Linked DNA regions of Homo sapiens: region 2 is linked to region 1. Evidence: read pairs that join two places in POLR2A ChIA-PET (ENCODE). Cell type or tissue: PC-3. All regions are shown on one strand. Each heading gives the region's core, and the rest is flanking DNA. Links, peaks and the distances in the headings are about the cores only. Region 1 has its middle 32 kb from the start of LINC01186. Region 2 has its middle 55 kb from the start of LINC01204.

Region 1 (15,788 bases), core at 4,835-12,834:
ATGGCCTTTACCACCCATATTTCTCCAACATTCTATTCAGGATCACTTAGATGTTCTCTGAGAAAACTGAGGCTTTCTCTACAGCCCTATTCTTTTCTTTCTGAGCTCTCACCAGAATCACCCTTAGTGGTCTCTTCATAGCAACATAGACTTTTTCCATCATGCACCTCAAAACTCTTCCTATCTTTACCTGCTATCCAGTTCTAAAGCCACTTTCATATTTTTAGGTACTGCTTCCACCCCACTCTCAGTACCAAAGTCTGTGTTAGTCATGGTTCTATAGAGAAACAGGCCAATAGGATATATACAGAGAGAGAGAGAGAGTTTTTTTTAGATGGTTTCATCACCCAGGCTGGAGTGCAGTGGCTCAATCTTGGCTCACTGTAGGCTCAACCTTCTGGGCTCAAGCGATCCTCCCACCTCAGCCTCCTGAGTAAATGGGACTTCAAGTGTGCACCACCACACTCAGCTAATTTTCATATTTTTTGTAGACATGGGGTTTCATCATATTTCCCAGGCTGGTCTCTAACTCCTAAGACCAAAGGATCCACCCGCCTTGGCCTCCCAAAGACATGAGCCGCTGGGTGGGCATGAGCCGCCACACCCAGCTGGAAAGAGATTTTTTATGGAGGATGGGCTCATGCAATTATAGAAGCTAAGAAGCTAAGAAGTCCCACAATTTGCTGTCTGCAACTTGGAGATCAAGGAAAAACAGCAGTGTACTTCTAGTCCAAGCCTGAAGGCCTGAGAATCAGGGGAGCCAATAGTGTAACTCTCAGTCTGAGTCCAAAGGTCTAAGAACCAGGGAGCCAGAGGTGTAAGTCCCAGTCCAAATCCAAATGCCCAAGAACCAGGAACTCTGATATCTGAGGGCAGGAAAATATGGATGTCTCAGCTCAAGCAGAGAGAGCAAATTTGCTCTTCATTTGCCTTTTTGTTCTATTTAGGCCCCTCAATGTATTAGATGATGGCCACTCACATTGGTGAGTGTGATTTTCTTTACCATGTTTACTGATTCAAAGGTTAATTTATTCCAGAAACACTCTTACAGACATACTCAAAAATAATGTTTTACCACCTATCTGGGCATCCCTTAGACCACTCAAGTTGACATATAAAATTAACTGTCACAAGTTCATCTTTGTCAACTTGGCACCCATAGGCATCTCCTTAAACCATACTTAATCTCCAAGAGAAGACAATAACAAGGTCATAATTCCACCTAACATGATATAACTATTCTATATACAACTGAAAATGCACTAATCCCTTCCCCAGAAGAGGAAAGTCCTTGAGTGATGTTTACTCTTCTCCTGATATCCCATAACTTAAATACTATGATATAAAGTTAACAATACTTAAATACTGATATAAAGTCAATACATATTATGTTATATGATAAGAGATAAGATGAAAGAAAGCAAAGATATTTGCTACACACAGACACACGAGTATATTCACAACAAAATAAGGTGGAAATACTCATGATAATTACAGTCTTCTTTTCTGGTCATGTGGATTGTAGTTGGCATTTATAACTACCTTCATCCACTACCTATTCCATATTCTCTTTGCATTCAGTAAGCACCTCAACTGGTTGTGGTTCTTTAGCTGGTGGAGTGACCCAAATCTTTATTCCTAAAGAGTCTTGGCTATTAATAGTCCTGCCTGGATTGAGTTGTTACAGTTTTCCATTGACCTTAATCACAGGGAATGATAAAACTAGAGACATCCTAAGGGGTCCCTGTATTCCCAACATACTCTTTCTTACCTCCATGGTGGAGTAGTAGTTCAATTCCCTCTTGGTAGTCTGGATTAATCACCCCAGACAACACTATAACTCTCTTCTTGGCCTTGACTCAGGGGCATGAGAGCCCAAAGTGGCTGGGTGACAGTCTTAACTTCCAGTTCAATGGAATTATTGTTATGACTCCTGGTGAAAGCATTCCTCCCTCTGCAACTAAGATCGCTAGCCAGCAGAGCATAAAATCACAGGAACGGGAAGCAAAAGTTTTACTAGTGGGTCACTAGGGGCAATAGTGAGTGGAGCCACTCCCATTTCCATCCCTTGATTCTTGGATCCATGAATCTTGGCTATCAGATAAACAGCACCATATATTGGACATTTATTCAGAGAATATACAACCTTCTGAAGAACCTTGCCCCCAGCCCTGCAAGGTATTACTACCTAGCTGATGCTGTAACTGAGTCTTCAAAAGGCCTTTCCACTGTACTATCAAGTCAGCTGCTTCAGGATTGTGGAGAACATGATAAGACTAATGAATTCCATGAATCTGGCCCATTGCCACACTTCTTTTGCTATGAAGTGAGTTCCTTGATCAGGAGCAACACTGTACGGAATACCATGACAATGGATAAGGCATTCTATAAGTCCATGGATGGTAGTTTTTAGCAGAAGCATTGCATGCAGGAAGGGAAAATCTGTATTTAGAATAAGTGTCTATTTCAGTAAGGACAAAATGCCGCTACTCCCATGATGGAAGCAATCCAATGTAATCAACCTGCTACCAGATAGCTGGCTGGTCACTCCAGGGAATGGTCCTATATTGGGGGCTCAGTGTTGGTCTCTGCTGCTGACAGATTGGGCACTCAGTGGTGGCCATAGTCAGGTTGGCCTTGGTCAATTCTGAGCCCATGCATAAACTCCATCTCTGGAGCCTGGCCACTTACTTCATTAGCCCATCGAGCAGTGACAAGGGTGGCTAGGGAAAGAGGCTGACTGGTCTCCACAGAATGGTCATCCTAGCCACTTGATTATTGAAATCTTCCTCTGCTGAGGTAAACCTTTGGTGAGCACTCACATGAGATGCAAATACCTTCACATTCTTTGCCCATTCGAAGTAGTCTATCTACAGACCTCTTCCCCAAATATATTTGTCACCAATTTTCCAATTATATTCTTTCCAAGTCCCTGACTATCCAGCCAAATCATGGGCTACAGCCCATGAATTGGTATATAATTGCATATCTGGCCGTTTCTCTTTCTGAGCGAAGTGCATAGCCAGGTGTGCTGCTCAAAGTTTTGCCAACTGAAAGGATTTCCCTTCACCACTGTCTTTCAGGGATGTCCCAGAGAGGGGCTGTAGTGCTGCAGGTGTTGAAAACCTATACATAAATGTTCATATAAGCTTTATTAATAATAATCACAATGGGTGAATAGTTTAAAAACTGTGTTACATCTATACCAATGGAATGCCACTTAACAATGAAAAGTAAAAAACTATTCATACAGCAGCAACTTGGATGGATCTCAAGGGAACTAAGCTGACTAAAAAAGAAACATTATAGAAATAGAGAACAGATTAGTAGTTACCAGGGGTCAAGGATGAGGGCTGCAGGGAAGAAGAAGGGAGCATGATGTGGTTACAAAAGGGCGACCTGATGGATCCCTGTGGTGATACAACTATTCTGTATCTTAATGGTATTAATGTCAGTATTACAGTTGTGATATTGTACTATGGGTTTGTGTTAGTCAGCTCAGGATGCTAAAACAAAATACCATAGTCTGAATGGCTTCAGCAACAGATGTTTATTTCTCACAGTTATGGAGGCTGGGAAGTATAAGATTATGGTGCCAACATATTCAGTTAATGCAGAGGGCTCTTGTCCTGACTTGCAGATTGTCACCTTCTTGCTGTATTCTCACATGGTGAAGAAAGAAAAAACTGGTCTCTCTTTCCCTTTGTATAAGAACACTAATTTAATCACGAAGTCCCCACCCTCATGACCTCATCTAAATCAAATTACCTCCAAAATGCCCCACCTCCAAATACCATCCCACTGGGGGTTAGAAATTCAACTTATGAGTTTTGGGGGTACACAAACATTCAGTCTCTAAGAAGGTTTTTAAAAATTATTTTAGTAAAATACAAAACATGAAGGTTAGCATTGTGACCATTTTTTAAGTGCACAATTCAGTGGCATTAAGTATATTCACAATGATGTGTAGCCATCACTACTATCTCTCTTTTTTTTTTTTTTTTTTTTTTTTTTGAGACGGAGTTTCGATCTTGTTGCCCAGGCTGGAATGCAATGGCGCGATCTTGGCTCACCGCAACCTCCACCTGCCAGGTTCAAGCAATTCTCCTGCCTCAGCCTCCTGAGTAGCTGGGATTACAGGCATGTGCCATCATGCCCGGCTAATTTTGTATTTTTAGTAGAGACAGGGTTTCTCCATGTTGGTCAGGCGGGTCTCCAACTCCCCACCTCAGGTGATCCACCCACCTCGGCCTCCCAAAGTGCTGGGATTACAGGCATGAGCCATCACACTCGGCTGACCACTATCTATTTCTAAAACTTTTCCATCATGCAGAAAAATCCCCCTAAACCATTAGGTAACAATCCCCATTGCTCCTTCCACTCACTACTGATAACCTTATTCTACTCTCTGTCTCTATGGTTTTCTTATTTGTAGCATACTTTTGCAAAATGTTATCATTGGATGAAACTGGGCAAAGAATACACAGAATCTCTCCATATTATTTCTTAAAACTGCAAGTGACTCTGGAATTATCTTAAAATTAAAAAAGTTATTTATGTTTTCTTATATTATTTATGCGGTTATTTTTATTATTATTACAAGCATATCTTGGAGATAGTGCAGGTTCAGTTCCAGACCACTGCAATAAAGTGACTATAACAATAAAGTGAGTCACACAAATTTTTTTGTCTCCCAGTGCACATAAAAGTTACGTTTACAGTGGCTGGGCATGGTGGCTATAATCCCACACTTTGGGAAGTGAGAGGATCACTTCAGCCCAGCAGTTCAAGACCAGCCTGGACGACATAATGAGACACTATCTCTATTTTTTTAAAAAAAGCTATATTTATGTTATCATATAGTCTATTAAGTGTGCAATAGCATTATGTCTAAAAAGGCAATGTACATATCTTAATTTAAACATACTTTATTTCTAAAAACTGCTTACAATTATCTGAGCCCTCAGTGAGTTGTAATCTTTTTGCGGGTGGAGGGTCTTGATTCCTTGTTGATGGCTGCTGGCTAATCAAGGTGGTGGTTGCTGAAGGGTGAGGTAGCTGTGGCAATTTCTTAAAATAAACAACAATGAAATTTGCTGCATTGATTGACTCTTCCTTTCATGAAAGCCTTCTCTACAGAATGCAATGCTGTTTGATAGCATATTAGACACAGTAGACCTTCTTTTAAAAATTAAAGTCAATCCTCTGAAACCCGGCCCCTTTGTCAAATAGTTTCCAGCATATTCTAAATCCTTTGTTGCCATTTCAACAATATTCACTGCATATTCAGCAGAAGTAGATTCTGGCTCAAGAAACCACCTTCTTTGCTCATCCATAAGAAGCGACTTCTCATCCATTCAGGTTTTATCATGAGATGGCAGCAATTCAGTCACATCTTCAGGCTCTATTTTTTATGAAAATTTTTGTGGGTACATAGTAGGTGTATATATTTATGGGGTATATGGGATGTTTTGATACAGGTATACAATGTGTGATAATCACATCAGGGCAAATGGGGTATCCATCACCTCTGGCATTTATCCTTTGTGTTACAAATAATCCAGTTACACTCCTTTAGTTATTTTTAATTTTAAATGTACAATTCAATTATTATTGACTATAGTCACCCTGTTCTGCTATCAAATACTAGATCTTTTCATGTTTTCGAACTATTTTTTGGTACCAATTAACCATTCCCATTTCTTCCCCCACTCTATCCCCTCCACTACCCCTCCCAGCCTCTGGTAACCATCCTTCTACTCTCTAACTGCATGAGTTCAATTGTTTTAATTCTTGCCTCCCACAAGTACGTGAGAACATGAAAAGTTTGTCTTTCTGTGCCTAGCTTATTTCACTTGATGACTCCCAGTTCCATCCATGTTGTTGCAGATGGCAGGATCTCATTCTTTTTCATAGCTGAATAGTATTCCCTTATGTATATGTACCACATATTTTTAACCATTTGTCTGTTGACAAAAACTTGAGTTACTTCCAAATCTTGGATATTGTGAACAGTGCTGCAATAAACATGGAAATGCAGCTATCTCTTCAATATACTGATTTCCTTTCTTTTGGGTATATACCCAGCAGTGAGATTGCTGGACTATATGGTAGCTCTGCTTTCAGTTTTTTGAGGAACCTCCAAACTGTTCTCCATAGTGGTCATACTAGTTTACATTCCCACCAACACTGTATGAGGGCTCCCTTTTCTCGACATCCTTGCCAGCATTTGTTATTGCCTGTCTTTTGGATACAAGCCATTTTAACTAGGGTGTGATGATATCTCACTATGGGTTTGATTTACATTTCTCTGATGATCAGTGATGCTGAGCACCTTTTCATATATCTGTTTGCAATTTGCATATCTTTTCAGAAATGTCTATTCAGATCTTTTACCCATTTTGAATTGGATTATTAGATTTTTTCCTATAGAGTTGTTTGAGCTCCTTATATATTCTGGTTGTTAATCCTTTGTCAAGTGGATAGTTTGCAAATATTTTTTTCCCATTCTGTGGGTTGTCTCTTCACTTTGTTGATTGTTTCCTTTGTGGTGCAGAAGTTTTTAATTTGATGTGATCCCCTTTGTCCATTTTTACTTTGGTTGCCTGTGCTTCTGGGGTATTACTTAAGAAATCTTTGCCTACTGCAATGTCCTGGAGATTTTCCCTAAGGTTTCTTAGAGTAGTTTCATAGTTTGAGGTCTTAGATTTAAGTCTTTAACCCACTTCTATTTGATTTTTGTGTATGGCGAGAGATAGGGATCTAGTTTCATTGTTCTGCATATGGATATCCAATTTTACCAGCACCATTTATTGAAGAGACTGTCTTTCCCCCAATGTATGTTCTTGGCACCTTTGTTGAAAATCAGTTCACTGTAAATATATGAATTTGTTTCTGGGTTCTCTATCCTGTTCCATTGGTCTATGTGTCTGTTTTTACGCAAGCACTATGCTGTTTTGATTATCTCTGTAGTATAGTTTGAAGTCAGTTAATGTGATTCTTCCAGTGTTGCTCTTTTTGTTCAGAATAGCTTTGGCTATTCTGGGTCTTTTGTGGTTCTATATAAATTTTAGGATTTTTTTTTATTTCTATGAAGAACTTCATTGGTATTTTGATAGGGATTGCACTGAATCTGCAGATTGCTTTGGGTAGTATGGACATTTTAACAATATTGATTCTTCCAATCTATGAACATGAAATATCTTTCCATTTTTTTGGTGTTCTATTCAGTGTCTTTCATCAGTATTATATAGTTTTTATTATGGAGATCTTTCACTTCTTTGGTTAATTCCTAGATATTTAATTATACTTGTGGCTGTTGTAAATGGGATTTTAAAAAATTAATTTTTCACATTGTTCACTGTTGGCATATAGAAATGGTATAGTTTTTTTTGTTTTTTTGTTTTTTTGTTTTTTTGTTTTTTTGAGATGGGGTCTTGCTCTGTCACCAGGCTGGAGTGTGGTGGCATGATCTTAGCTCACTGCAACCTCTGCCTCCTTGGATCAAGCGATCCTCCCACCTCAGCCTCCTCAGTAGCTGGGACTACAGGCATGTGCCACCACACCTAGCTAATTTTTGTATTTTTTGGTAGAGATGGGTTTTCACCATGTTGCCCACACAGGTCTGGAACTCCTGAGCTCAAGTGATCCACCTGCCTTGGCCTTCCAAAGTGCTGGGATTACAGATGTGACCCACCGCGCCCAGTCAGATTTTTGTATGTTGATTTTGTATCCTGAAACTTTACTGAATTTATCAGTTCTAATAGTTTTTTTTTTTTTTTTTTTGTGGAGTCTTTAGGTTTTTCCAAATCTATCATATCATCTGCAAACAAGGATAATATGACTTCTTCCTTTCCAATTCAGATGTCCTTTATTTCTTTCTCTTGTCTGATTGCTCTAGCTAGGACTTCCAGTATTATGTTGGATAACAGTGGTGAAAGTGAGCATTCTTCTCATGTTCCAAATCTTAAAGGAAGGGCTTTCAGTTTTTCCCTGTTTCTTTGTTGATTTTCTGTCTAGATGATCTGTCCAATGCTGAAAGAGGAGTGTTGAAGTCTCCAGCTATTATTGTATTGCGATCTTTCTCTGTCTTTAGTTCTAATAATATTTGCTTTACATATCTAGGTGCTCTGGTCTTGGGTGCATATATATATTTAGAATTGTTATATCCCCTTGCTGAATTGACCCCTTTATCATTATATAATGACCTTCTGTGTTGCTTTCAATAGTTTTTGTCTTGAAATCTATTTTGTCTTATAGAACCACATCTATTCCTCCTCTTTTTTGGTTTTCATTTGGATGGAATATCTTTTTCTATTCCTTTATTTTCAGCCTGTGCGTGTGTTTATAGGTGAAGTTTGTTTCTTGCAGGTAATAAATCAATGGATCTTGCTTGCTTAATCCATTCAGCTACTTTGTCTTTTGATTAGAGAGTTTAGTCCATTTACATGTGTTATATGTAAAAATGTTTATTTAGAAATAGAATGCTTGTTCCCCAGTGCCACAAAGAAATAGCACTTGAACATAAATTTAATTCTCTCAGCAAGGCCATTTTAACTTTCTGCAGAAAGGGTACACTTGCCAGCAGTTTTGCCATGAGAGTACACTGAACAAAGAAGACAGGGTCATTTATAACCTGATGCGTCCACCCTACTGCTGTGTCCAGTTTCCATTGGCTGGAATGGGACCTCACATTCTGTATTTGTCCCGATTGGCTAGCAACTTAGAACTTTCCAAAAGAGGCAAAGGCAGAGGAGAACAAAGGAAGGAGGAAGTAACTTGTGCAATGCTGAGAAAGGTAAAAACACCTCCAAATAAGGAAGATGAACAGGCTATGACCTAATGCTTGCTTGGACCAGTATAAGCACACCAGGGTAAATATTTAGGCTAAATTGTGGGAGCTAAGAATACAAAGTACATTGATTTCTTTATTACAGCTAGCAGATATTTCAGAATGTTAGCACAGATATTTAAGAATGTTAGCACAGGACTTTGAATAAATTTTGCTTCTAAGAGAAGTTACTATTTATTCCTAAGTAGACAGGGAGGAAAGTCTCTGAAGAGGAACCTCTACTTTACTTTTTACACATGCAACATTATTATGGACAAGTAAAGACTTACTCTTGCCATTTTTAAATTTGTTTTCTAGTTGTTTTGTGGTCTTCTATCCCTTCTTTCTTTCCTTCTTGTCTTCCTTTTAGTGAAGCTGATTTTCTCTGATGATATAATTTAATTTCTTCCTTTGTATTTTTTGTGTATCTGTTGTATATTTCTAGAGTTGAGGTTATCATGAGTCTTGCAAACAATATCTTATAACCCATTATTTGAAGCTGATGGCAACATAACACTGATTGCATAAACAAACAAACAAACAAGCAAAAAGAAACCTAATAAAAACTTTATATTTTAACATTTTCTCCCCACATTTTACCTTTTTGTTGTTTCTGTTTATATCTCATTGTACTGTCTATGTCTTGAAATGTTGTTGTAGTTATTACCTTTTTTTTTTTTTTGAGATGGAGTCTTGCATTTTTGCCTGGGCTGGAGTGCAGTGGTGCGATCTTGGCTCACTGCAACCTCTGCCTCCCAGGTTCAAGCAATTCTCCTGCCTCAGCCTCCCAAGTAGCTAGGATTACAGGCGCCCGCCACCATGCCCAGCTAATTTTTAGTAGAGACAGGATTTCACCATATTGACCAGGCTGGTCTCGAACTCCTGACCTCATGATTCCCCTGCCTCAGCCTCCCAAAGTGCTGGGATTACAGGCATGAGCCACCGCACCCAGCCAGTTATTATCTTTGATCAGCTCATTTTTTCCATCTTTCAACTAATGATGTGAGTAGTTTACACACCACAATTATAGTGTTATAATGTTCTGTGTACTTACTTTTACAAATGAGTTTTGTACCTTCAGATGATTTCTTATTGCTCATTAAGGTCCTTTTCTTTCAGATTGAAGAGCTCCCTTTAGTTTTTCTTGTAGGACAGGTCTGGTGTTGAGGAAATCCCTCAGCTTTTGTTTGTCTGGAAGGTCTTTATTTTTCCTTCATGTTTGAAGGATATTTTCTTTTCTTTCTTTCTTTCTTTTTTCTTTTTTTTTTTTGAGACAGAGTCTCACCCTATCCCCTAGGCTGGAGTGGAGCGATCTGCAACCTCCACCTCCCGGGTTCAAGCAATTCTCCTGCCTCAGCCTCCCAAGTAGCTGGGATTACAAGTGCCTGCCACCATGCCCAGCTAATTTTTGTATTTTTAGTAGAGATGGGTTTTTGCCATGTTGGCCAGGCTGGTCTCGAACCCCTGACCTCAGGTGATCCACCACCTCGGCCTCCCAAAGTGCTGGGATTACAGGTGAGAGCCACCATGCCCAGCCCTGAAGGATATTTTCACCAGATATACTATTCTAGGGTAAAGGTTCAGCACTTTAAATATGTCATGCCACTCTCTCCTGGCCTGTAAGGTTTCCACTGGAAGGTCTGCTGCCAAATGTATTGGAGCTCTATTATATGTTTTTATTTTTGTTTTTGTTTTGAGACAGAGTCCGGCTTTGTCACCCAGGCTGGAGTGCAGTGGCGCTATCTCGGCTCACAGCAACCTCCCCTTCCTGGGCTCAAGCCATCCTCTGACCTCAGCCTCCCAAGTAGCTGGGACTACAAGCGCATGCCACCACGACCAGCAATTTTTGTATTTTTTGTAGAGATGGGGTTTCACTATGTTGCCCAGGCTGGTCTCAAACTCCTGACCTCAAGTGATCCGCCCACCTAGGCCTCTCAATAATAATTTCTTTTTTTTGTTTTTGAGACGGAGTTTTGCTCTTGTTGCCCAGGCTGGAGTGCAATGGCGTGATCTCGGCTCATCGTAACCTCTGCCTCCCAGGTTCAAGCAATTCTCCTGCCTCAGTCTCCCAAGTAGCTGGGATTACAGGCATCTGCCACCACACCCAGCTAATTTTTGTATTTTTAGTAGAGATGGGGTGTCATCACATTGGCCAGGCTGGTCTTGAACTTCTGACCTCAGGTGATCTGCCTTCCTCAGCCTCCCAAAGTGCTGGGATTACAGGCATGAACCACCTCGCCAGGCCCCAATAATAATTTGTATTGATCTATCTTCAAGTGCACTGGCTCTTCACTCTGTCATCTCTATTCTGCTGTTGTGCCTACCCAGTGATTTGCTGTAAACAGATGTGTTGTCATCCAGGCTTTGTTGTTCCATTTGTAGAGCACAGGCAGAGTAGATTTAGCATAATTCTTAGTGGTCCTAGGATTTTCAGAATGGTAAATGAGCATTGGCTTCAACTTAAATTCACCAGCTGCATTAGCCCCTAACAAGAGAGCCAGGCTGTGTTTTGAAGCTTTGAAGCCAGGCATTTATTTCTTTCTAGCTATGAAAATTTTAGGCTGGCATGGTGGCTCATGCCTGTAATCCCAGCACTTTGGGAGGTCGAGGCTGGCAGACCACCTGAGGTCGGGAGATCAAGACCATCCTGGCTAACACGGTGAAAGCCTGTCTCTACTAAAAATACAAAAATTTAGCCGGGTATGGTGGCACATCCCTGTAATCCCAGCTACTTGGGAGGCTGAGGCAGGAGAATCGCTTGAACCTGGGAGACGGAGATTGCGGTGTGTCAAGATCGTGCCATTGCACTCCAGCCTGGACAACAAGAGCAAAACTCCATCTCAAAAGGAAAAAAAGAAAAAAGAAAAGAAAAGAAAAGGAAATTTAGATAACACCTTCTGCCAATAGAAGGCTGTTTTGTCTACATTGAATATCTGTTGTTATCGTAGCCTCCTTCATCAATGATCTTAGCTAGATCTTCTGGATAACTTGCTGTAGCTTCTTCTCCATCAGCATTTGCTGCTTCACCTTGCACTTTTATGTCATGGAGATGGCTTATTTTCTTAAATCTCATGACCCAATCTCTGCCAGCTTCAAGCTTTTCTTCTGCAGCTTCCTCGCATCTCTCTCAGCCTTCATAGAATTGAAGACAGTTAGAGCTTTGCTCTGGATTAGGCTTTGGCTTAGGGGAGTGTTGTGGCTGGTTTGATCTTCTTATCCAGACCACCTAAACTTTCTCCATATCACCAATAAGGCTACTTTTCTTTCTTGTCATTCATGTGTTGACTATAGAAGCAGCTTTAATTTCCTTCCAGAACTTTCCCTTTGTATTCATAACTTGGCTAACTAGTGCAAGAAGCCTAACTTTTGGCCTAAGTTTTCAATCTGCCTGTCTCAATAAGCTTAATTTTTGTTAAAAAAAAAAAAATTGTGAAAAACACAATATCTGCAAAGCGCAACACAGTAAAATCCAGTAAAACAAGTTATGCCTGTAGATAGTGAGTACTGTTTTTCTAAAAGATGTTTAAATTGCTGCATTAACATTTTAAATGTAATCAGCTTATTTATTTATTTATTATTGAGACAGAGTCTCACTCTGTCGTCCAGGCTGGAGTACAGTGGTACAATCTCAGCTCACTGCAACCTCTGCCACCCAGGTTCAAGCAATTCTCCTGTCTCAGCATCCCAAGTAGCTGGGACTACAGGCATCTGCCACCACGCCTGTCTAATTTTTGTATTTTTAGTAGAGATGGGGTTTCACCATATTGGTCAGGCTGGTCTCGAACTCCTGACCTCAAGTGATCCACCCGCCTTGGCTTCCCAAAGTGCTGGGATTACAGGCGTGAGCCACCACGCCCAGCCTTAAGTGTAATCAGCTTCTGATTTAAAGTAAGAGACTTGTGACTCTCTCACTTGAACACTTACTTAGAGGCCATGGTGGGGTTATTAGTTGGCCTAATTTCAATATTGTATCTCAGGAAATAGGGAGGCTCTAGGACAGGGCTAAGGATAGGGAAATGGACAATCAATGGAACAGTCAGAATACATACATTTATCCATTAAGTGTGCTGCGTTACATGGCCGGGGTTTGTGGCACCCAAAAACAATTACAATAGTAATATCAAAGATCACTAATCACAGATCAGCATAACAGATATAATCATAATGAAAAAGCTTGAAATATTGCTAGAAATACCAAAATGGGACATAGAGATATAAAGTAAGCACATGCTATTGGAAAAATAGTACTGATAGACTTGCTTGAAGAAAGGTTGCTACAAACATTCAAGTTGTAAAAAACACAATATTTGCAAAGCACAACAAAGCAAAGTGCAGTTAAACAAGGTATGCCTGCAGATACTGAGTATTCAGTTTTTCTAAAAGATGTTTAAATTGCTCCATTAACATTTTAAGTTTAATCTTTCAAACTGCGCTATCCAATAATGGTAGCCACTAGCTACATGTAGCTTTTTGAATTCCCATCAACTAAAATTAAATAAAATTTAAAATTCAGTTATTTAGTCACACTAGTCACCTTACAAGTGCTCAGTAGCCACATGTGGTTACTGGCTATTAAATTGGGCGGTGCAGATGTAGAACATTTCCATAATTGCAGAAAGTTCTATTGAAAAGTGCTGTTCCAGCCCGCCGTGGTGGCTCCCACCTGTAATCCCAGCACTTTGGGAGGCTGAGGCGGGTGGATCACGAGATCAGGAGTTCAAGACCAGCCTGGCCAAGATGGTGAAACCCCCCGTCTCTACTAAAAATACAAAAATTAGCCAGGTGTGGTGGCAGGCACCTGTAATCCCAGTGACTCGGGAGGCTAAGTCAGAGAATTGCTTGAACCCAGGAGGCAGAGGGTGCAGTGAGCCAAGATCATGCCACTGCACTCCAGCCTGGGCGACAGAGCAAGACTCTGTCTCAAAAAAAAAAGAAGAAGAAGAAAATAAAAGTGCTGTTCCAGAATCTGGAACTGAATGCAAAATTTCTAAAGCACCAAAAGGAAAAAAGAAAACAAAAGTAACCTAATAAATGCAGGAAATAACATGAAAGGAAAAGAAAAAAATAATAAGGTATTATAGTAAATAGAAAAAGCAAAATAAGATGCTAAAGAAAAGTCCAAATGTATCAGAAATTATAATAAAAGTGAAGAGCTTAAATTTCTCTAACAGAAAGAAGCAGGGGCTCTTTTGTATCTTAAAGGGCAAAATGTCAGAAATATCAACAATAAATGAATGACCAAAGATATATCATAAAAATTTTAGGCCAGGCGTGGTGGCTCATGCCTGTAATCCCAGCAGTTTGGGAGGCTGAGGTGGGCTGATCACGAGGTCAGGAGTTCAAGACCAGCCTGGCCAACACAGTGAAACCCTGTCTTTACTAAAAGTATAAAAATTAGCCGGTTGTCACGGCACACGCCTGTAGTCCCAGCTACTCAGGAGGCTGACGCAGGACAATCGCTTGAACCTGGGAGTGAGCCGAGATTGCGCCATTGTACTCTAGCCTGGGCGATGGAGTGAGACTCTGTCTCAAAAAAAAAAAAAAAAAAAAACTTAATCAAAACCTAAGCAATAGCATTATTTATCAGAGAAAATTAGAGTTAAAAATTAGACATAGAACCATATTTTAGATTGATAAAAATAAAGTGTGCAAAGAAGGTATATGTCTTGAATCTGTATGCAGAGATTTAAAAAATAACTTTTTTTTATACGGAGTCTCACTCTGTCGCCCAGGCTGGAGTGCAATGGTGCGGTGTCGGCTCACTGCAACCTCCACCTCCCTAGTTCAATCAATTCCCCTGCCTCAGCCTCCCGAGTAGCTGGGATTACAGGCACCCGCCACTGGGTCTGGCTAATTTTTTTGTATTTTTAGTAGAGATGGGGTTTCACCATGTTGGCCAGACTGGTCTCGAACTCCTGACCTCAGGCAATCCGCCCGCCTCGGCCTCCCAAAGTGCTGGGATTACAGGTGTGAGCCACCATGCTCGGCCTAAAAAAATAACTTTTTAAGAGTACTGAATACTGAACTACATAAAGTAAAAACTGACTAAGGGAAAAAGTTGGCAAAAGCAGAAATCTAAAGCTTTACTATGATCTTATTTTGACCTTCAGGGCCTTGGACTACCTCTCCCTCACCATGGATCCTATAGCTCTCTGTCTCACTCTGCCATTTCACAAGCACACTCTAACTTCAGCCTTTGCACATTCTATTTCCTCTGCTTAGAACATATTTCCTCCAAATAATCACATGCCCTGCCCCCTCCTTTCATTTAGGTCTCTGCTCTAGTGCAGGACACCTGAGAGCAGGTTTAAGGTTCTGCATAAACAGATGAGGTAAGAGCATTTACATGGGATTTTTATTGGTATTTGACATAATTGGCTCTAGGATCCCTTTCTGGAACCCTGAGTCCCAGCTATCTGTGGTGGATTCCCCATCTGTCTTGCCCATCTGCTCAAGTGTTACCCTATCAGAAAGGCCTGCTCCCACACCCTACCTAAAAGAGCACCCATCCCCCATGCCCATCATCCTGATCATTCTCTGTCCCTTTATTTGCTCTGTTTTTCTTCTTACTACTTCTTACCACCTGAAGCATTTGTTAAATAAAGATTATAGGAAGTTATTGGTTTGGATTAAGCTCCTGTACTAGGCCCCAATAGATCAGACTAGAAAGCAAATGGAGTCGCTCATGCTAAAGTTTCACATCGCCAAATCCAAACTAATTTATCATCTGAATTTCTGAGAAATTAGGAGAGAGCCAATTTCCCAAACAGGCCAGTTTAAATCTTCAGTTGGCATGATAATGAAGTTCTCTCTGTTTTAAATCCTTTCACAAAAGAAGTAGCCTGAAGTAACCTGTCATTAACTAATCTATTATCTTTCTATTGTTCTGTCTCCCTGTCCCCCTCTCACAAGAAAAGTAGCTTTGAACCCCTTAGTATACTTTGTTCTTTGTTTCTGC
Region 2 (15,788 bases), core at 3,334-11,333, 910 kb before region 1:
ATTAGCCGGGTGTGGTGGCGGGCGCCTGTAGTCCCAGCTACTCGGGAGGCTGAGGCAGGAGAATGGCGGGAAGTTGGGAGGCGGAATTTGCAGTGAGCCAAGATCGCGCCACTGCCCTCCAGCCTGGGCGACAGAGCAAGACTCCATCTAAAAAAAAAAAAAAAATTATATATATATTCCTCATATACATATGTATTTTATTTTTTATACTATGATTTCAACATTATTTTTATTTATGATTGGCACATAATAATTGTACATATTTGTGGGATACAATGTGATATTTTGATACATGTATACATTGTTTAATGATCAAATCAGGGTAATTAGCACATCCATCACCTTAAATATTTGTCATTTCTTTGTGATGAGAACATTCAAATACTTCTTTTCTAGCTATCTTGAAATATACAATACATTATTGTTAACTATAGTCAGCCTACTATGCAATAGAACACCAAAACATATTCCACCTATATAATTGTAGCTTTGTACCCATTCACCAAACTCTCCTTATCTACCCCAGGCCCCTACCCTCCCCATCATCCGGTAACCACTACTGTACTTTCTACTTCTATGTGAACAACTTTTTAAATTTCACATATGAGTGATCTTATGTGGTATTTGTCTTTCTATGCCTGGTTTATTTCACTTAATGTCCACCAGGTTTATAAATGTTGCCACAAATGACAAGATTTTATTCCTTATTATGGCTGAATAGTATTCCACTGTGTAAATATACCACATTTTCTTTATCCTTTCATCTGTTGATGGACATTGAGGTTGATTCCATTATCTTGGCTATTGTGAATAAGGCTGCAATTAACATAGGGGTGAAAATATCTCTTCAGTATACTGATGGCATTTCCATTGAATTATGCAGAGTAAAAATATATCCAGCAATGAGATTGCCAGATTATATAATAATTCAGTTTTTGTTAACTTTTATTTTAGGTTCAGGAGTATGTGCAGGCTTGTTATACAGGTAAATTGCACGTTACGGGGGTTAGGTGTATAGATTATTTCATCACTCAGATAATAAGCGTAGTATTCAGTAGGTAGCTTTTCAATCCTCACCCTCCTCCCACCGTCCACTCTCAAGCAGGCCCCAGTATCTATTCTCTTCTTTGTGTCCATATGTACTCAATGTTTAGCTTCCACTTATAAGTGAGAACATGTGGTATTTGGTTTTCTGTTCTTGTGTTAGTTTGCTTAGGAAAATGGCCTCCAGCTCCATTCATGTTGCTGCAAAGGACATGATCTTGTTCTTTTTTGTGCCTGCATGGTCTTCCATGGTGTATATGTATCCAATTTTCATAATCAAGTCTACTATTGGTGGGCATTTAGGTTGATTCCATGTCTTTGCTAGTGTGAATATTGCTTCAATAAACATACAAATGCAGATGTCTTTACAGTAGAATGAATTAAACTGCAAAGCTTCTGCACAGCAAAAGAAACTATCAACAGAGTAGACAACCCACAGGATGGGAAAAAATATTTGCAAACTATGCATATGACAAAGATCTAATATCCAGAATCTATAAGGAACTTAAACAATTAACAAGCAAAAAAACAACCCCATTAAAAAGTGGGCAAAGGACACAAACAGACACTTTTCATAAGAAGACATACATATGGCCAACAAGCATATGAAAAAATGCTCAACATCACTAATCATTTAAGAAATGCAAATGGAAACCACAATGAGATGCCATCTCACACCAGTCCAAATAGTTATTACCAAAAAATCAAACAATAACAGATGCTGGCAATGTTGTGGAGAAAAGGGAACACTTATACACTGCAGGTGGGAATGTAAATTAGTTCAGCCACTGCGGAAAGCAGTTTGGAGATTTCTCAAAGAACTTAAAACAGAACTACCTTCTTGCTCCCTCTTAGGAGAAAATTCTTAAGTTTGTGTGCTTTCTCTTGATCCCACAAAGGTCAGGTGCTGACAGCCTCCTGTTTTTTTTTTTCCTTAGAGTGGTGCCCTGAAATGCTCAAGTTCATGCGCCTTCCTCCAGTCCCACGGAGTCAGGCCAGCTAACCATTCATGCTCTTGAGCTATCCACAGAGGCTGACATTTGCCTTCTGTGGGAGTGTGCATAGGGAGCCAGTCATGGGTTGCAGGAGGTGAGAAATATAGAGCACTGGAGGTGCCTATGGGTCAATTGGTGGGGAGGTCATCAGGCAGGGAGTCTTCAGCACCTCATGGGCAGGCTTCCTGATGAAGTCTGTGAAGTGGTTGGTAGGATCTGTGGCCCTTTGTTGACATCAGGTGACATCAGGCCCTAATTTCTGTGAGTCTCTGCCTCTATTCCCTGTTCTCAGCCTCTCCCAACCACTCAGCTATGCCGATCACGTCAGTATTCTATGTCAGACAAGAAAAAATGTTGCCCTCTTGGGCAGCATCCTGAATGCCTGTGGAAGCTGAGCACTCACTATGTTCTCACAGTCCAAAGGAATTGTGGACCTGGGGGATCTGTCTGGGCACTGAGGTATGCTGCCTTGAGGGAGAGGTGATGGAAGTAAAGTGAAACTCTTCTTTTTAACCATCTTCAATGCATGTACTTTCAAATTTTTTGCTCCAATGTTGTGCCGGAACTTCTCCAGTATACAACTGGACTCTCATAAAGGTGCTGTCATCCATGAGTGGTTATCAACCCTTGTCTATGCTTCTGTGGAAAGATAATAATAAAAACGTCTAGTCTGCCATCTTGCTAATGTGATTCCTATCTAATACATCTATAGTGCTAAATATAAAGAAACATATTGACCCATGTAATAGCACCACACAAAAACTCTGTGGGGTGGGCAGTATTATTATCCCCTTTTTATAGATGAGGAAACTGAGGCTCAGAGAAGCCCAAGGTCTCATAGCAAGTGAGCCAGCTGGGGTTCAGATTTGAATCCAGGCACTCTGGCTCCCGATGCTGGGTGTGTTTTTAACCATTTTGTTATACTGTTACAGAATAAATGTGCACACAGTTTGTGATCCATAGTTACTGTTATAGGTAGGAAGAGAAATTGAAAAATATGAATAATTAAATAAATGTTAGACAAGTGAAGTAAAAAGTAGCTATAGAAGTTACAAAATGTTTTTCTGTCCTTGTGGTTGTGCACCTCTGGGTCAAGTGAAGCAAATATAATACCTCTTCTTTCTCCAGAAGAGTCACATGATCATGGCTTACTTTCCATTATAAACTATGTGTACTTTAGAACAAACACATTGCCACTGAGTAAAAATTACAGTGTTACTTTAAAAAAGTGAATTATTTCAGAAGTTATACCCACCAAACAAGCTATTTTTAAACAATTAATTTCACAAGAGTACCAGAAGCCTAAATATACTTTCAAAACAGCCTTCAGACACCAAGCAAATTTATACAAGGCACAGTTTGACAAATCTAACTCTAGCTTTCCATTGTTAGCCTCAAAGCCAAGTCAATATGAATGCTGGGTGGTAGAAAGCTCAGAGGGCCGCTGCATGTTTGAGCTCTTGCTGGGGCTCTGGATTCTGACCTCTGAACACTGTGACAAAGTGGAGCCCCACTCTGAAGGGAATGGGCAGCAAAGACATCTGAATTTCCTTCCCTCCACGTGCTGTGCTATCGCCTAATTTTTATCTATCTCTTAGGAGCCAACGACAAATGATTCAGGTGAATCCCAAGTTGTCTCTTTAGGGTTCTTAGAAAATGAGAGGTTTTTATGTCTGAGTACACAGTGAGAGAAAATGTAACTGATGTTCATTTTATTTATTTTTATATTTTAAGGGCTTCTAAGCCTAAAGACTTTAAGCATGCTGACCTGCCTGGAGAGCCCTGACCTATGCACAGCCTTACTTGCAAAATCCTGTGCTGATGATCCAAAGGCATTTCAGATCATAATTCTGGGGTCACCACCACTTGCGGTTATCATAAATACTTTTGAAGCAAGTGAAGAATAGGAAAGATTAAAAAATCTTTAAGGTATAAATTCTACTGAAGCAAGAAGAGATTGCATCTCATCTGAAGAAAGTCCTATAAACTTCAACCACTTAAAACTATATGACAGATACAAAAACAATCTCAAAAAAGGAAGTAGTTCTGTGTGTGACTCAGAGAATAAAAGATTACAGCATTTAGTCATAAGATACTTTGACAGGCGGTTGTTTCAGTGAAAGCACACTGAGTCTTACAGCTTGGACCAGTCATCCATTTAATTAGTGTCACTGTTTCCTACTCTTGCCAATACTCTGTCAAGCACTGAAGATATAGTGAACAAGACACCAGCTCTTCCTTCTTGGAGTTTATAGCTATTGTGGGGACAGGCAGGTAAACAGGCAACTTTAATTCCCACACTTGGGTTGAATGCATTATGGTACAGTACCACACAGGATGCCAGATGCATCTAGAGTATTCACCTGAAAGATAGAGTAGGAGAAAAAGTAGGGGAAGGTGGAGGTGCAGGTGGTGGTAGTGAAAGCGAAAAGCATTCCAGGCAGAAGCAGAAGCAACAGGCAGTTGAGAAAGAGCTTTGTGGATTAAAGCAACTGCTAGTAAGTTCAGTTTGGCTAAAATCTATAGTTGCAGAGGGGGTACTAGGTAAAGATGAGATTGAAGAAATGATCAGGGGTTAGATTCTGAAGGTTTTTTTAAAACTAGTTGAGGAGATCCACTCTATTCCTAAGGCAGTGTGGAGTCTGGATAGGTATGCCATTGATCTGGTCAGGTTTTATCCTACCCATTTCAGGAGTAGCTGGCAGGACTGGCTTCATGGGCATGTGAGCAGTATAGTTACACAGGACCCTATGCTTAGAAGAGCCCTGATCTGGGAGCTTAATGCTACCTGGTCACCATCTTCAAATTCTTAATAATTGTATTTTGGAATTTGTGTTTTGTAAATGATGTCTGAATGGACAACGGGGAATATGCAAGAAGCTTGGAGCCTCAACTCAAGGAAGGTCTTGCCTCCTGCCCCCAACCTGAGACAGCTTCTCAGCCATATGCTCCCCTGCCCCTGATACCCCATGTCGCACCTTACCTGAGCCCCAACAGCTGATACTCTTTGTCCCTGTCAAGGGCATGGGTATGAGTGTGGGGAAAGCAGGGTTGTGTGCTTTCACTCTGTGGAATCCCTGGATGGGCATGGCAGTGGCTGTCCCTGCCCTCAGCCCCAACAGCTGATACTCTTTGTCCCTGACAAGGGCATGGGTATGAGTGTGGGGAAGGCAGGGTTGTGTGCTTTCACTCTGTGGAATCCCTGGATGGGCATGGCAATGGCTGTCCCTGCCCTTAGACTGGTAGTACCATGTCATATCTGGTAGGCAATTGTGTGTCTTAGTGAGGGCAATCCCCTTGCCCACCCCTGATCTATGTACTGACTGTGTCCTGGCATGGAGGTTTAAAGATCTGTAGAGGTCATCCATCTGTTGTGGATTGGGGCAGCAGACCATGGGAAGAATACTTGCTGGAATTCCCCAGGCTCCACTTCTCTGTTGGAGTGTTGGTTAAGCAGCTTGGGGGAGGAGGAACCTGTTGACTATCAGGCCCAAGTGAGTATACCCCATGTAGCAGGCAGAGGCCCCAGGTGTCTGGGAGAGTCTGCACTTTTCCTATGAGTGTCCCATGTTGAGACTGCTGTCAACTTGCTCTGTCTTGAGGGATCCTCTTTTTCTCCTTGCAACTTCCTGAACCTGGTTTGTGTCTGTCTCTTCGGGCCAACTCAAAGCACCTTCCACAAAATACAAACTGTGAAGTTTTGTGATTCTGCATATGGGTTAAATACTCTAATATTTGCAATTCAAACTGATATTACACAATATAAAGAGGAATGGTAAAATTTATGCTAGTAACTTAAAACCTTTCATTTTTCTTTAATCAGAATGATAGTAAATTACAAATAAAAAAACACTGTGACAAGTCAAGAGAGATGGGTAAGAAAGGAAAAGGCCTCTGTATACTTTTACTGACACTATTTTCCTTCTTTTAAAACAAGAGGCCCCACATTTTCATTTTGCACTGAGCTAGCAAATTATGCAGGCAGTACTGGTAGCTGGAAAACACAAATAGACCTATAATAAGTCAGATGGGGAGATGCTAAAATCTGATATCATCTATAGTTCAGGATGACTAATGATTCTAAAGCAGTGATTCTCAAACTTCATCCTCCACTAAAATCACCTAAAAGGCTTAATAGAATACAAATGACAAGGTCCCCAACCTTAGAGTTTCTGATTTGGTAGTTCTGAATGTGACTTCACAGATTTAACTAGTTCCCAGGTGATGCTGATGCTTCTGGTCTTATGAACACTTATCTAATACTATGCGTGATGGTTTGCACCTGCATAGGAAGAGCCAGTGCAGGCTTAGATGTAGAGAGATGGTAGTGAAGAATCAAGGAGAGCTCCTTCCTTGAGTGAAGATTGACAGAGATAGAGGGGGACATAGAGGGGAGAAAGGCACAGAAGATGAACACTATCCACTTTACAATTTTGGCCAGGCTCAGGACCAACCTACTGCTTAACTCTAGGGCCATTTCAACCACCCCTCCCCCAATGGAGCAAAGAGAGAAGCCACTGGGGGTGTATAGTTCTATGCTTTACCTGTCCAGATGTAACAGATGTCTAAGATCATGGTTGGGAAGGTAGGTGTGAATGTATACAGTTTTAGAAGAGAGGAAGTCCAGATATCTCTGTTTGCAGAATACAAGATTCTGTATTTAGAAAACCCCATCGTCTCAGCCCAAAAACTTCTGGAACTGATAAGTAACTTCAGCAAATTCTCAGGATACAAAATCAATGTGCAAAAATCACAAACATTTCTTCACACCACCAATAGGCAAGCAGTGAGCTAAATCATGAATGAACTCCCATTCACAATTGCTACAAAGAGAATAAAATACCTAGGAATACAGCTAACAAGGGATGTGAAGGATCTCTTCAAGGAGAACTACAGGCTGTAGCTCATGCCTGTAAATCCCAGCGCTTTGGGAGGCCGAGGCGGGGGGATCACTTGAGGTCAGGAGTTTGAAACCAGCTAGGCCAACATGGTGAAACCCCGTCTCTACTAAAAATACAAAAATTAGTCAGGCGTGGTGGTGCATGTCTGTAATCCCAGCTACTCAGGAAGCTGAGGCAGGAGAATTGCTTGAACCCAGGGGACGCAGGTTGCAGTGAGCCGAGATCACGCCACTGCACTCCAGCCTGGGAGACAGAGTGAGACACCATCTCAAAAAAAAAAAAAAAAGTTTGTAATTTCTAAGATAACCACTAAAATATTGATACTAATTGGTATAAGCACAAAACCAATAGAGGCGATAATGTGAAATAATGCAATATTTAAATAATAATAAAATAGTGTGGTAATTGCACAGGGCTAAACCAATGAATTTGTAGACAGCCTAAAGAATACAGAAAGAGATCTCAACATACACTCAAATGTCTTTTCAAAATCAATCTTCTGAAATGGTATCATAGGGAGATTAAATACATTATATATGTACATACTTTTCTTAGTTGAAGATAATTAATGGCCTATCCTCTTTACCTTGATTTCTCTGGTCTTCAATTTTTTATCTTGTGATGTGGTTTCTCAAATCTCTTATCATCCCATTTCTTCTTCTGGGCATACTCCATTTCGTCCACATCTTTAAGGGACGCTTTCCAGAAGGGAGCACAACACTTCAGGGATGGTCTGATTGTCCTGAAATGGGATGGAATTGTGATAACTTAGGGTTTGTCAGCTAATTTTAGAAGATTCTCCCTATCTGTGTACACTGAGCTTAGAGATCATGGAAACCTATGTCATTCCACACTTGATCCTATTCATCCTCTATCCTCATTCTAGAAGTTAGTCTTATGAACCCAAATTCAAGAACTCTACACAGTTTTTATTACCTTTTCTCCCACTGGATCTGTGCCATAATTTTAGCCTGAATTACTCTTGTGCCCAGAATCTGTCATTCCATACATTTGCTAAACCCAACCTACCACATTCTTTGAATTTAATAAGCATGCCTTTCAAGAGTTCATTCCAGAAACATGGGACAGGATAGGCTCAAAAGTTCAGAGCATGTAGATTCTCTGACAATGAGAATCGTATATTGCAAAGAGTCAGCTAAAGAGAGTCCTTGAAGTCCAGTATAGGTAAAACAAGTCCTCATCTGCCAAGGTTGCTTGGGTTTCATCCAGCTGGTGATTCATTGAAATAGAGTGGTAAACAAAACAAAGACACCTAGGAGGGAAGAGGCAGCTAAGGTTTTTCTTTGTGGAAATGCCATTGAGTCCATTCTTGACCTCATCAAGTAATCCACCTCCTCAGTTCTCCTACTCCCTGAATACAAGAAGCCATCTTAAAGGCAGTTTTACAAGCCTTTAAAAAAGGAAACATTTTCCCTCTCACTCTTTTTTACCTCTGGAAAATTCCTGCTCACTTTTCAAGTACCAATTCAAATATCACTTTCTCTCTGTTGTGTCCTTGACTCTCTACCCTCATCCTCTATTTCCACTACAAGGATAAATAATAGTTTGCTCATAGTTGCACACAAACAATAGTTTGTTCCTCTAACATTATATTCATTCTGATATATTGCAGTCAATGATTTATGCGTATGATTCACTAGTTTGAGTACTTCTCAAGAGCAGAATTTGGGTCTAACTTGTCTTTGTTTCCTCAGTAGCTTGCATAGGGCTTGGCCCATAAGAGGTGCTCAGTAAATGTTTATTAAATGAAAAAAATACCTTTTGTGCACCTTTCAAATGAAAGTCTAGTCTAAAGTGGTTTAGACATCTATTACTATACAAATAAGGTAATGTGTCTCCAATACACACAGTTGGCTGCTATTTATGCAGGATTAGCTGCTATAGAAGTTTTATCCATGACACCATTGGGCACAGAACTAGAAAAATTGAGTTGATTATTTCCTTCAGAAAGAATTGCTGTTAAGGAAATGCTCAGAGTTTGAACATTACATCCACAAAGTTGCTCTGCCATCCTGATTTTATTGGATCAATCGATCAATTTGTCAGAAAGTAGCTCTGGTGTATCCAGGTGCTCTGTGAAGTAAACATGAAATATCCCTGAAAGTATGCTACTCCATACCCTTCTGTACGAAGTCATAACATTCTGAAAATTTTTTTACTAATTAACTAAATTTATACTATTTTTCAAGTAAATGTTATGCAGCATCCTGTTTGAAACTTTTGTAGAGCCTGGTGTATGATTTTCAATTGAGAATAAATGTATATGTAGTAAAATCTTAATAAAGTGGATCCTGTTTAACTATAACAACAAATTAAATTTAGGTAAAAAAGACAAATGAGAAGAAAAAACTAAGATCAGGGGATTTATTTAAGAAAATAATTTTTAAAAATTTATTTCTTGCAGGAAGTCAGATTAGACTAGAAAGTGCTTTGTAATATTTAAAATTAAGACAACAAAAGCAAATCAAGATCTAATTTTCAGGTAATCATGGTTCTTTACAGTGAACTAAAAACATACTACTATGGTTTCTCACCCATGCCACAGTTTTTTAAAAGTGTTTTGAGTGATCAACACTTACTTTTAAAAGCTTGGTGATTTGTCTGTTTCCTCTTTTTGTGTCTTTCACACTCATCTCCAGGGTCCCTGAAAGCCTTCTTCCCTGCCACACCATTCCCAGCTCCATTTTGCACCTCCTAGAACCAATCTTGCATCTAGAGTACATTTAGAAAGCCCAGTGTGCAAATTCTGCTTTCCCTATGTACTTGGCTTTGATACCTGGCCTCTTGCCTAATTGCCATCTCCTTTAGCTCAAGTTGTGAAGCTAAGGTCCCTGTGTTGGTTCTTGCAAAGGAATCTTGCTCAACTCCTCTTGTAGTCAGAACTCAAGACCCTCCTTGCTTTCTATAGTCCTGTTGAAACCTGATCCCTTAATCTTACCTTGTTGTTGGACCTAGACACTGAATGCTTCTTGCCTACCTTGTCTTCCTATTAACTGACAAGAGTCCCACGATGTTTCCTGTACTCGTTTAGCCAAATGTCTTTCTGCTGCCTGCTTCTGAGTATTTATAGGTACTCTAAGCACCAGTAAGTTATATGAGAAAGAGGAATCTGTACCTCAGTTTTTGGAGGCAATTATTTTAGATGTTATTCTTAACTAAAGTTATGCATTAGAATCATCTGGGGAGCTTTTGGAAACACAAATAAACTGGCCTTAACCCATGCTTAAGTTTAAATGTTTTTTGAGATAATTCTCATATTACCTATAGATAGAATTATAGAAGGCTATAAACGCCTTTAGGAGCTCATTCTTTGTCCTTTATTCATTTGCCTGCCTCCCTTCCTTCCTTCCTTCTTTCCTTCCTTCTCTTCCTTCTTTTCTTCTTTCCTATCTTCAACTGCTATATGTACAGTGCCTGACATGTAACAGGCACTCAGAAACTGGCTGCTCACTGATTGATCATCAGGGAGATGGCAGCTGAGTAGATGGATCAAGAATTCTGAATTTACTAAAATGTGGCCCATCTTGATAGAAATGTGACTCCATTTTCTATAACAGCAGTTCTCAAGCTATTTGGTATTAGGACCCCTTTATATTGATAAAAATTGGACTTCAAAGAGCTTTTGTTTATGTGGACTATATCTATTGATATTTTTCATATTAGAAATTAAAATCGAGAAAATCTTAAAGCACAAGAATACACAGAAATGCATTCCATTAGCCATCAGAGTGATTATGTCATCGCTCATCATGTAGCCTCCAGAAAATGCCATTGTACACACATGAGAAAATAAGAGGGAAAAAGGAACATAACATCTTAGTTTTGAAAATAGTTTTTACCTCATCAGTCCCCTGAAAGGGTCTCAGGGACCCCTGGGATTCCCAGATTACCCTCTGTGAATTCCTGCTCTATAAAGACAAAAACTGATGGAAGAAATAATCCTTGGAAGAAGGGTGGAAAGTAAAAAGAATGGATATGTGTTCCAAAAGCAGGCAAAGCATAGAAATCACATCTAGGAATAAGCCCAAAGGCAGCCTGTGGGTAATATAAGATTGTATGAAAGTATAGGCAGAAATTTAAAGTAATTCTATTTGATAGCAAATATTTATAAATCATACCCGAGCATTTGTCCTTGTCTTGTGTATCACTTGTGTTTAAGCAGAAATTCATGTTGATATAACAGGTGATGTTTTAAATAAAATAATTTTATGGAGAAAGCATAGAGAGTTGGGTATGCCTTCAAAACCCTTCTCTTCTCTGCGATGCATAAAAAATAGCTTAAGCAGGTATAGGTAGAGTCTCTGGACCCATACCTACCTTTCCCTAGTTTAGACCGGTAATTTTCAAACGTGAGCGAACATGAGAATTACCAGGAACATTTGTTCAAATGCAGAGGTTATGATTCAGAATATCTGCAGTGGGGCCCTCTATTCTACGTGTTTCTGAGCATATGGGAAGACATTTTGAGAAATGGTGCCTTGTACTAGACAAAGAAAAACTTTATCTGGTGGTGTTACCTGGATGGCTACAGGGAGGTATAATTTGCCTCATGGACTTTTGCCTTGCACACCACTACTTAATTTAGGAAGAAAATAATCACATTCTTTGATCACAGAGTTTGGATTGTGGCTTGAAAATACTGGTTTCATCAAGTAAAATGAAATTCTTTCTTTGGGACATTCTTTGTGTTGAGTACTTCCAGCCAGTATTGAGCTGACATGAGGGAACCAAAACATCGGGACATTTGGTTTTCCTGTCGAGGTGGGAACAGACAGTGTATGACAGCACATGCTGTTTATTCTACAAGAGAAAGAAGGGAGGAGGGGCTGTTTATTGGCGCCAAGTAACTGAATGCTGAAGAAGGCTGGCATTTGTGTTAGAAGGGTTGAGACCGCTTTAAACATTGCAATTATATTTGAGTCCAGTTCACCTTATTGTGAAAGATGGCAGTAAACCCAACTCATTCCCTTTTACTCACAGCTCCAGAACAAATGCCCCCAGATTTTACTGCCCACCAAAACAGACAGAGGAGGCGATTATGTAGTTCTGGTGGGTGAAGAGTTGCCTAGCAGTTTGTTCTTTACTGATGAGGTGGGAGGCTTTCTTGCTAGTCACCTTGGGATGTGGCAGACTTCCTCTGTTGACACCCACAGGCTAGGAACATTTTCATGAAAAAGAACATGATTTTGCATCTGATTCTTTTGAAGGAAGATTAGCAGATAGGAGGATTTTTTTTAATTGCTAGTTTTTCAAGTTGGAGCTCAGCAGGCCAGGATGTCTGAGGTCTCATCTGTGACACTGGCCATTGTTTGTGAATGACAGTGGGACATTGTATGTGAAGGCAGCAGGAGTTAACACAAAAGCAGCCTTGGAGGCTGGGGAGCAGTGGAAAGGACAGATAGAAGAAGCAGGGAGGTACTGGGGAGAGGAGGGAAGCGGAGGAGAAGGCAGGGGAGGGAGCCCAAGGACATCTGTTCTCACTATGGTGCTCATAACACTCAGAAACTATTGTCCAGCAGATTGTAAATTTCAAAAGCACAGAGCATTTTTATCTACAATCTCTTTGAATAAGAGTGAATTACCTATTGAAAAGCAGAAAAAACAATGTTCGCTCTTTTGATAATGAAGATTGCAGGTCATATCCCACAGAGAGACTGTAGAGCACAGCTTGGGTTTTCTGTTTATTGCTCTATCAAGGCTTAGCAGGCATGATTTTTCTCATAACCCCCTTTCCAACTCATTCTGTGAACATGCCACATCAGTGGGGACCAGAGTCTCTATTTCTTCCCCAATTATAAATGATAACAGTAAAAGTTTTCTTTGATGGATAACTTTTTTCTGGAAATGCCAAGAACCAGTTTATGGGTAGCATTAGAATGGGTCTACTGGGATGCTCTTCTGTGGTTGTAAAAATGGGAGGATGACCTGGTGATACAGTTTGGCTGTGCTTCCACCCAAATGTCATCTTGAATTGTAGTCCCCATAATCCCCACATGTTGTGGGAGGGACCTCATGGCAAGTAATTAGATTATGAGGGTGGTTCCCCCATGCTGTTCTCATGGTAGTGAGTTCTCATGAGATATGACAGTTTTATAAGGGGCTTTTCCCTGCTTTGCTTGGCACTCATTCTCTCTCCTGCTGCCCTGTGAAGAGGTGCCTTCTGCCATGATTGTAAGGTTCCTGAGGCCTCCCTAGCCATCCAGAACTGTGAGTCAATTAAACCTCTTTCCTTAATAAATTACCCAGTCTCAGGTATGTCTTCATAGCAGCGTGAGAACAGACTAATACAGTAAATTGGTACCACAGAGAGTGAGGTGCTGCTGTAAGGATACCTGAAAAAGTGGAAGCGACTTCTGAACTGGGTAACAGGCAGAGCTTGGAACAGTTTGGAGGGTTCAGAGGAAGATAGGAAAATCTGGGAAAGTTTGAAATGTCCTAGAGACTTGTTGAATGCCTTTGACCAAAATGCTGATAGTGATATGGACAATGAAGTTCATGCTGAGATGATTTCAGATGGAGATGAAGAACTTGTTGGGAACTGGAGTAAAGGTCACTTTTGCTATGCAAAGAGACTGGCAGCATTTTGCCCCTGCTGTAGAGATCTGTGGAACTTTGAACTTGAGAGAGATTATTTAGGGTATCTGGCAGAAAAAATTTCTAAGTGGCAAAGTGTTCAAGAGGAAGCAGAACGTAAAAGTTTGGAAAATTTGCAGCCTGATGATGCAGTAGAAAAGAAAAACCCATTTTCTGGGGAGAAATTCAGGCTTACTGCGGAAATTTGCATAAGTAATGAGGAGCCAAATGTTAATCACCAAGACAATGGAGAAAATGTCAGAGACCTTCATGGCAGCCCCTCCCATCACAGACCTGAGGCCTAGGAGGGAAAAATGGTTTCGTGGGTTGGGCCCAGAGTCCCCCTGCTCTACGCAGCCTCAGGACATGGTGCCCTGCGTCCCAGCTGCTTCAGCTCCAGCCATGGCTAAAAGGGGAGAAGGTACAGATTAGGCCATTGCTTCAGAGGGTGCAAGCCCCAAGCCTTGGCAGCTTATGTGTGGTGTTGGGCCTGTGGGTGCACAGAAGCCAAGAACTGAGGGTTGGAAACCTCCACCTCGATTTCAGAGGAATATGGAAACACCTTTATGTCCAGGTAGAAGTTTTGCTGCAGTTTCTACATTTTAGCATATATTCATTCACTTTATTTAGTTTCCCAAATTTATTTAAATATGAAAACTTTTTTTAGAGGGACACTTAAAAATAGTGTAGCTTCCAACAAAGATTAGAGTTTATCTAAATATCTCTATTGTAGAGAAGAGTTCAGAGGAAAAATCAAGGAATAACCCTGGAAATTTTTTATTTGGCACAATTTTGATGGAATGAGAAGGGCTGACGAGGCAATAGTGAGAAAATAACTGTCAATTGAATTTGCAGATGGTCCTAAAAGAGAAGTGCTTTCAAATGCCAATGAATAGTCATTCATATGATAGTTTTGTCAAGATTTTTAAATCAACAATTTATCAATCAGACAAGAAGCATTTGCAAAGTGAGCACATGTTCAAAATAGTTCTAGATATTCTGTGTGCTGCCTATCCCCATTTGTGCCTTCAGACCCACCCTCTACCCTTCTGTGCTCTGATCACTCTCTCAAGAGATTGACCTGGGTATACCATATCAATGGTCTTCCTCATGCTCTGACTTCCAGTTAGACTTGTCCAATGGGAAGCACCAAGAGGAGATTAGAATGGTGACTTCTGTTAGCTATTCCCCCAGCTCTCCCACTGCAGGCTTATTAAGGCTGGGTGTATTACCCTACTGAAGGTCACAGGCCTCACCACATAATTTTCTCTCTAAGTCCAAGTTCTGATAAGCACACTATCCCTTCACTCCCTCAGGCCCAGGGGTGATAATAACACCTCTCTGTAACCTGCCCTTGGTCATGTAGTAACCCTTGTGGGAGATCCCTTAACAATGACCTCATCTTGGTTAAAACAAAGAAAAAAAGTTCCTTTATTAAAATTTCCTTAAATTACCTCAATTGCAGTATTTCATCAATTTCTGCCAGAGCTCTAACCAATATACTCTGAGAAATTAAATAAAACAAAACAAAACAACAGTGTAAAAGACATTGTCCCCACGTTTAGGGAACTTATGAGCTCATTGAAGAAGGTCATGATGTATAATGATCACAGGAGGAATAAATATTAGCACATACGACACCCACTACACCAGAAGAGAGATACTACAGAGCATTGGGTTTTACTTTCTTTTTTCTTTTTTGACAGCTTTATTGAGGTATAATTTAAAATGTACAATTTGACAAGTTCTGACATATGTATTTACCAGTGACACCATCAAAAACATCAAGATAATGAACATATCTATCACTTTCAAAAGTTTTTTTTATTTTAATTTTTAATTTTTAATTTTTTTCAATTTTAATTTTTATTTTAGATTCAAGGGGTACATGTACAGGTTTATTAAATGGGTATATTGTATGATGCTGAGGTTTCGGCTTCCACTGATTCTGTCACCAAGACAGTGAAATAGTAACCAATAGAAAGTTTTATGGAACTTGTGCCCCTACCTCCCTCACTCCTTTTGAAGTCCCTAGTGTCTATTGTTCCTCTCCATATGTCTGTGTGTGCTGGAAGTTTAGCTTCCACTTATAAGTGAGAACGTGATATTTGTTTTCTTTTTTTCTGTTAATTTACTTAGTATGATGGCCTCCAGATGTATCCATGTTGCTGCAAAGGACATGATTTTATTTTTTTATGTCAGTATAGTATTCCATGGTGTATATATACCATGTTTCCTTTATCCAGTCCACCAT

The links. ChIA-PET counts read pairs that join two places held together with the same protein. Peaks named below come from ENCODE experiments on the same cell type or tissue, not always from the same donor. Only the 100,000 strongest peaks of a DNase experiment are listed, where the experiment ranks them.
Region 2: POLR2A ChIA-PET joins it to region 1 with 5 read pairs; 2 of 35 experiments call an interaction of 5 or more read pairs at or near these places.

The regions. Positions count from the first base shown.
Region 1 is chrX:46,351,296-46,367,083 of GRCh38, forward strand. No RefSeq gene overlaps it. Among named protein-coding and RNA genes, the nearest start is that of LINC01186, 32 kb to the left of the region's middle. In PC-3, for the core only: no CTCF peak of the experiment used is centred there; no DNase peak of the experiment used is centred there.
Region 2 is chrX:45,442,089-45,457,876 of GRCh38, forward strand. No RefSeq gene overlaps it. Among named protein-coding and RNA genes, the nearest start is that of LINC01204, 55 kb to the right of the region's middle. In PC-3, for the core only: no CTCF peak of the experiment used is centred there; DNase peaks (open chromatin) are centred at 4,193 and 8,073; H3K27ac peaks cover 6,392 bases.